3 separate regions of the Homo sapiens genome follow, and all the other regions are linked to region 3. Evidence: chromatin loops called from intact Hi-C (ENCODE). Cell type or tissue: gastrocnemius medialis. All regions are shown on one strand. Region 1 has its middle 4.5 kb from the start of MEF2A. Region 2 has its middle 23 kb from the start of LYSMD4. Region 3 overlaps LOC105371017 (a long non-coding RNA gene).

Region 1 (2,500 bases), 150 kb after region 3:
GGTGGGGTACATGACGTTGATATACTTTGTTACTGATGATGCTAGCCTTGTTCACTTGCTTAAGGTGGTGTCTGCTGGGTTTCTCTACTATAAAGTTACTATTTTTCTCCTTGTAATTAATAAATATCTTGTAGGAGACTACTTTGAGACTATGTAAATGTCCTGTTTCTCATCATCCTTTCACCCACTGTGACAATTATTAACAGTGGTGTCTGCCTAATGATGGCTTTGCATTGTCCTTATTCCTTGTACATTTTTTAGTTGGAATTCTTTGGTCAGGAAGATCTGTACCATCTCTCCCATTTATTTATTCACTTAATTATTTATTTGTATCAGTACGGGCTCATGGATATTTATTTTATTCCTTTGACATGCCCCCATCATTTTTTGAGCACTTCCTTGTTTTCTGGTACCATAAGTTCATCTTGCTTTTTTCTTGCCCCAGTCCTGAAATCAACCATTTCTCTAAGGAGCCACAGTTCCTTAGCCATAGTTTATTGTAAAACGGCACTTATTACAGATCTGGGTGTTTATCGTAGAACTTGCAATAGAAAACGAGTGTACAATTTTCTCTCTCTGGCACACAGACATTAGGGATCTTAAAGCTGAAGAACTTTCCATGAACAGAACAAAGCAGATTCTGTTTTTATCTCTAGGTTTAATTAATAGTGTAGAATTTTGATTTTCTGAAATAGTTACAAGTCACTAGATCCTCGATGTAACAAGTAAGACATAGTTCTCTTATATGTGGCATTTCTCAGCAAGATACAAGTCTTTATAGAAAGTTAAATTTGGAGGGAGAATTTACTACTAATTTGGGGTAACAGATTAAAAACCTTCAATTTTTAATTATTTATACTCATACAAGATCGATATATAGAAATACGTATTAGATTTTTTTTTTAGATACTTTGCTTGGGTCACACCATACTTAAAAAGTATCAACTTTGTGTACAAGTATTGGAGACAGAAGATTGAACATGGCATAGTCCCTGTCTTCAAGTGGCTCACAAAACTCCTTCGAGGCTCATTTTACCCCAATCACTTATTTGCTCTAGTTTTCCCTGGTTCGGGTAAACTGACTTTTTTCCTCTGTGAATCCATTCTTTTCCCTGACCACCTCCCTCTGGTCATTCTTCTACTCCATAAGTCATTTCCGTTTTTCTTCAGCCCATATACCTCAACTTCAAAAATCTGCTTAGATTTTTCCTGCTGGCCGGGCACGGTGGCTCACGCCTGTAATCCCAGCACTCTGGGAGGCCGAGGCAGACGTATCACCTGATGTCAGGAGTTCGAGACCAGCCTGGCCAACATGGCGAAACACTGTCTCTAATAAAAATATAAAAATTAGCTGGGCGTGGTGGCGGGTGCCTGTAATCCCAGCTACTCTGGAGGCTGAGGCAGGAGAATTGCTTGAACCCCGGAGGCAGGGGTTGCAGTGAGCCAAGATCACGTGATGCACTCCAGCCTGGGGACAGAGTGAGACTCCATCTCAAAAAAAAAAAATTTTTTTTTTCCTCCTCCAAGAAGTCCCCTGCTAACATGTCCAGTCTCATCTAGTTGTATCTTTCTCCAGCTCCTGAGGCTAAGGAGATATTGTCCCACAGGCATCTCAAATTCAACACAAGCATAACGGAACTCATCCTATTTCTTTCTGTCCAGCCCCAGCTCCTTCCATCTTGTCTTCCTCCAGGGTTCCCCACTTAAATAATGCTGCTACTGTCCACCCAGGAGCCTGAACAACAAACCTGGTGGGGACAACTGGGATTTCTTGACCCCCCCTAAGCCCTGGTTCAAAGGTCAGCAAGCCAGTGAGTTGTGACTTCTAAACAGCTTTCTATTTTGCCCCTGCTTTCTCATTTGTATCAGGAAACTGCCTTCATTCAGGTCCTCTTTCTTATCTCAGGTAGCATCGGCATCAAATAGGTCCCCTGAGAAGTAGACTCCCAAAGATTCTGGTGAAGGTAGAGTGTTTGGAAGGTGATCCCAGGAAGTGAGAGAGGGGAAAGGAGAAGAGGTAACAGAAGTGTGCAAATGGGTAGGTCACCACTGCTGTCAATGGGTGCCCAATCTACTGGGACATCCCATCCCTCCACAAGAGACTTGGGGGAGCATGCCTCAGAAATGTCTTCCTGAGTTTTGAGGAAGCTGGGATATTTATCTACGAAGACCAGCCCTCTAAGCTAGAGCATGCTCTCAAACACAGACACACAGGAAGTCATCAGCATGTGTGGGAACTTTGTGAAGATCTTTGGAGATGAGGGCGGGAGGGGGTCTGACAACATCAGTACCTCCTAACTGGTTGTTTTGCCTCCAGGCTTGCTCTCCCCACCAACCACTACTCCCTAAGTAGTCTTTCTAAAATGCCAAATAGCTCAAGCTCCTCACCTGCTTAAAATCTGTCAGGGGTTCAGAATAAAATCCAAATGGCTTGATCTTGACATGTTAATGATCTGCGCCATCTCATTCCCAGCTACTCTTTTAGCTGCTTCCCAGTACT
Region 2 (2,500 bases), 350 kb after region 3:
TGAAACATAATTCATCCAACCATTTCCCCATCAGCAGCATTCACTTTGTTTCCTATTTTTTCCAATGTAAACATTGCTATAGTTAGCATCCATGCAGATATAGCCTGCTGTATTAGCCCATTCTCGCATTGCTGTAACGAAATACCTGAGACTGGGTAATTTATAAAAAGAGGTTTAATTGGCTCATGGTCCTGCAGGCTGTACAGGAAGCGTAGTGGCTTCTGCTTTGGGGGAGGCTTGGGAAGCTTCCAAACATGGCGGAAGGCAAAGAGGGAGCAGGCGTCTTGCATGGCAGGGACAGGACCAAGAGTCGGGGTAGGGGGAGGTGCCAAATTTTTACTGACCACATCTCATGAGAACTCATTCACTATCAGGAGGCCAGTACCAAGGAGATGGTGCTATAGACATGTAGTATTTTAAACAAGAGAAGCTTTATTATGAAGAATTATTGGCCGGGCGCAGTGGCTCATGCCTGTAGTCCCAGCACTTTGGGAGTCGGAAGCAGGTGGATCACCTGAGGTCAGGGGTTCGAAATCATCCCGGCCAACATGGTGAAACCCCATCTCTACTAAAAATACAAAATTAGCCGGGCATGGTGGCACATGTCTGTAATCCCAGCTGCTTGGGAGGCTGAGGCAGGAGAATCACTTGAACCTGGGAGGTGGAGGTTGCACTGAGCCGAAAGCATGCCATTGCACTCCAGCCTGGGCAACAAAAGCAAAACTCTGTCTCGAAAAAAAAAAATTATTAAGCAATGAGAAGAACATAACTACAAGGTACAATGGAAAGCTAAAAGGTATCTTAGGCCTGAGGAAGAGTGATTTAGGAAAGACAAACTTGGATACCTCCCCAGGGCTTGGGTTCAGGCCTTGGAGGTTGGAGAAGGTGCGATTGCTGTTCACTGGATGACACAGAAGGTCGTTGGTTTGCCCAGACCAGATGTGATGCACATTCACTAGGCCAGCAAGAAGTCCCTCTTCAGGGGGCAGTTGGACTGCAACTGGGCAGGTGTACAGAAGGCATTGGTGTGCTGCTGATGACAACTGGAATATGCATGTCCACATTGGGAGGGCTCTAGGAAGGGGGTTGCTAGGCTGGACTGGGATGGCAAGGTTGCCGAGGGCGCACACATTTTAGCCACATGGTAGGAACTATCACCAGTTGTCTTCACACATGCTCTGCTGACCAAGGGTGCAGCCTCCGGAACCAGCAGAAGCCCTCTTCCTCCTGCAATGTCACTCTATCGCCCTCTACCGATAAATTTTAACAATGTAGTCACTGTTCCGGAGAAATGCTTAAAGGAATCCCATTCATTAGCACAGAGCAAATATTGAAGAATGAATTTAAAGCTGAGAGGCAAGAAATTGATAAATATAACAGAATCTAGGAAATCATATTGGAAAAAGATTGTATAATTGAAAGTCATCTGCCTTCTTGTCCCTGGAGTAGTACAATGAGGCAGTAAATGTTCAGCACTACTGTTTAAATTTTAATTCTGTCATAACTGGACTGCTAATAGCTAACAGTTTAGTGCCAGTTACCTTTAAAAATGGTTTATAGGCATGAACCTATCAAATGCTCACTATAAGCTTTTGAGTTAAATACCGTTATTATGCACACCTGAGGAAACTGACACATACATTTTATTTACCATAAATTCCCATCAGACCAATAGCAACAATCTTTAAAACCACCTGCTAGTGAAGGTTTGAGGGAGAGATAGTGGTCTACCTGGATTAATGTCATGATAGTTTTGATAAAATTCAACCTCTGTACACTTATAAAAAATCTCAAAACTTAAGCATTGGTCCAGGGAGCAGTTATTGGTAAAGTTAAATTCATCACATCAAAGCCAATTAATTTTTTATTTTTTATTTTGAAAAATGAAAAGTAACTTGAGAGATTATTTGTACTTTATCGTCTCAAAGAAGTCGATATCTAAAAATCTAATCTTTCTGTGATAGTTATAATAGGGAAGTACCATTTTGTTTTTTGTTCGTTTTGGGAAGAGCTACGGGAACAGAGAACTGCAATCCCCATAGTAGAATGGTTGAGTTTTTGTTGGTATTTTGCTAACAGATATTTCTTGCTTTCAGTTCTATACAGAATAATAAATCATGAAGCTAGACTTTTTGTGTCATATGGTGAGGTAATACATTGAGGAAGAACACCTTGGGAAAAAAGGTTAATGTAAAAAAGAATTCTTTTTTCATTGTCTTTTATTCCTAAAGGATTATTAGAGCTTCATTCTTAGCATTGATCAGGGTATAAAGAAACCCTAATGTCATTTTATTTTCAAAAAGAAACCCCTCTTTTTGCCTAATGAGCCCAACCATATCTAACAGAAATGCTTCTGTGACATCAGTGGGCCTTCCTTGTCAAGAGGCCAGGGTCACCACAGCAGTGTCCATCTTCCTTGCCGAAAATGGAACAAAGAACGCGAGAAAGAATGATGGTATTCAGCTGATGGAGAAAGGCCAAAATGTCCCAACAAAGGTGA
Region 3 (2,500 bases):
ACTCTGCCCACTCCCTCCTGCCCACTCCCTCCCTCTCTTGGGCGTGGCTCAGTATTTATCTTCATTCCCTGGAGCTGAGTTGGTTGGAGGGAGAGGGGTGCTGTAGGAAAGCCCTCCTCCTGTCCCCAGAGAGATAGCATTCCCGAGGGGCTGATTCCAGCCTCCGCTCGCATCACACTCCTGCCAAGCCTGCGGCCTCCTTTTTTCTCCTTATGGCTCAGAGCCCAGTTTTGGAGACATTTGGCTCTGATGCACTTCTAAGTGCTGAGACAAGTTACTTGGATGCCTTTAAACCCAAAACAAGGTCAGACATCAAACCACATCTCGCTGTGCAGCCAGGCTTCCACTCCCAGCTGCCCCAGGGAGGTGGTGGAAAGAATAAACAGTATTAATGGTGGAGCTAATATTGTGCCCACCCAGGCTCCAGGCCCTTCACCAGCTGCAGCCACTCTTGCTGATGGTAGTCTGGGGTCTCTCTGTTTATTTGCTATATGTTTGCACTCGTAAATGTTGCGCATCTTATATAGTATGGTTTTGTGGGCATTGCACGGATAATATTGTTCTTCAACTGTGCTTTCACTAACTTGGCATTGCTGAGATGAGGCCCTGTGGATAAGTTTTGTGCATGGTTCCCCTGAGCTCCTGGCTGCCGCCTGTCCTCCCCAGAAATGGCCAGCATTTGCTGACTCTGAGGCAGTGTCTGGCCAAGGAGTGCCTTTCCTTCCAGAGCACAACACGATCACTTTAATGATAATGTCACTTAAAGATATAAAAAAACAAGGCACATTTGCCTGATTTGAAGCTGAGAGCATATTCCGTATGCTGGTTTAGGGCTGCAGAAAAGTTTTTGGTGCCAGTGACACATACACAGCACTGTTTCCTGATCTGGGTCATGGTGACGGCCGTGGCACCCTGAAAAGCACCTAGCACCTAATACTGGCAAGGGGTAGAGGGAGCTCCAGAGCCAGGGCTGGGCTGGAGATTGCTGCTCTTCCTGCTCCTCCCGTGTCCCCAGCTGCCAGAGGGAAGCTGCTGCCTTCCTGTTTAAACGCATCTTAAATCTGTGCTCATCAAAAGCATCACCCAGGGCCGGGCACGGTGGCTGACGCCTCTAATCCCAGCACTTTGAGGGGCCGAGGCTGGCGAATCACCCAAGGTCAGGAGTTCAAGACCAGCTTGGCCAACATGGTGAAACCCCGTCTTTACTAAAAATACAAAAAAATTAGCCAGGCATGGTGGCGGGCGTCTGTAATCCCAGCTACTCAGGAGGCTGAGGCAGGAGAATTGCTTGAACCCAGGAGGCGGAGGTTGCAGTGAGCTGAAATCGCGCCACTGCACCCCAGCCTGGGTGACACGAGTGAGACTGTGTGTTAAAAAAAAAAAAAAGGCATCACCCAGAACATGGGCCTGATGGGCACCCTGGATGCCACCCCAGCAGCCACCTGGTGAGCGGGGCCCCACTTAATGGGAGCCCTTCTAGAACAGCTCCATGGTAAATGCCCCCACTGCAAGCTGTAGGTTATGGGCAGGGGACCTCGGTGCCTGCCTGGTGCTGTGTGAGAGGCTGCTGTGCCCATCAGGAACAGAGGTGGGCTGGATGTCAGCCTCCACTGCCCATAACACATCCCTTTCTTCACCTGGGGCTGTTTGTCTGAGATGTGAGTCAAACCTACCCTCAGATGGCTTCATAAATATAAAATTGACAGAGTGGCCTGGTGCAGTCACTGCTCACACCTATAATTCCAGCACTTTGGGAGGCTGAGGCGGGTGGATCACTTGAGGGCAGGAGTTTGAGACCAGCCTGGCCAATATGGTGAAACCCCATCTCTACTAGAAAGAAAATACAAAAATTAGCCTGGTGCGGTGGCACATGCCTGTAATCCTAGCTATTTGGGAGGCTGAGGCAAGAGAATTGCTTGAACCTGGGAGGCGGAGGTTGCAGGGAGCTGAGATCGCACCACTGGACTCCAGGATGGGTGACAGAATGAGACTCTGTCTCAAAAAAAAAAATTAAATAAATAAAAAAAACAAATAAAATAAACCAAAGCTATGGTTTCCCAAGGGTCTCTGAAGACCTAGTCAACCTTGGGGAGGTGGCCCACAACAAAGGGGTTCCATCTCCAGCCATCACCACTCTGCATCAGGTAAGGTGCCAAGTGCAGGCCAGCCGGGATGCATCCTAAAGGAAGGATCCATTTTAGGACACAGCCACCAGCCAGCCTAGCTGCCCAGCCCTAAGGCAAAGGCCCATAGAGTTTGATTTTCTGGTGTTTGACTAATGTCCTCTCGTTTTAGAGCTTGGGTTCCTCTGCTGTTGTCCACCAGCTCCCTCCCCTCTCCCCAGGCCTGCCCCAAGCATCCCTGGGCCAGGGCTGAGCCTGACTGGCCAAGCAGCATCCCACTGTCTTGGGCACTGTGATTGGTGGAGGAATCCAGGCTTGAGCCAGTCAGCACAGGCATTACCCTGGGCCCCAGAGTTGTAGCTCCAGTGGCTTGGAGG

The links. A loop is a pair of places that touch in the nucleus more often than their neighbours do. Peaks named below come from ENCODE experiments on the same cell type or tissue, not always from the same donor. Only the 100,000 strongest peaks of a DNase experiment are listed, where the experiment ranks them.
Region 1: it touches region 3 in a loop (18-fold over the local background); 34 of 110 quality-filtered maps call a loop at or near these places.
Region 2: it touches region 3 in a loop (7-fold over the local background); 2 of 110 quality-filtered maps call a loop at or near these places.

Annotation. Positions count from the first base shown.
Region 1 is chr15:99,560,223-99,562,722 of GRCh38, forward strand. No RefSeq gene overlaps it. Among named protein-coding and RNA genes, the nearest start is that of MEF2A, 4.5 kb to the right of the region's middle. In gastrocnemius medialis, no CTCF peak of the experiment used is centred here; no DNase peak of the experiment used is centred here.
Region 2 is chr15:99,754,758-99,757,257 of GRCh38, forward strand. No RefSeq gene overlaps it. Among named protein-coding and RNA genes, the nearest start is that of LYSMD4, 23 kb to the left of the region's middle. In gastrocnemius medialis, a CTCF peak has its summit at 1,245 (motif pointing left); a DNase peak (open chromatin) is centred at 1,193.
Region 3 is chr15:99,408,268-99,410,767 of GRCh38, forward strand. The region is part of intron 4 of LOC105371017 (a long non-coding RNA gene); the gene reads left to right. Among named protein-coding and RNA genes, the nearest start is that of LINC02244, 7.1 kb to the left of the region's middle. RefSeq lists an enhancer at 1,177-1,676. In gastrocnemius medialis, a CTCF peak has its summit at 950; a DNase peak (open chromatin) is centred at 974; H3K27ac peaks cover 576 bases.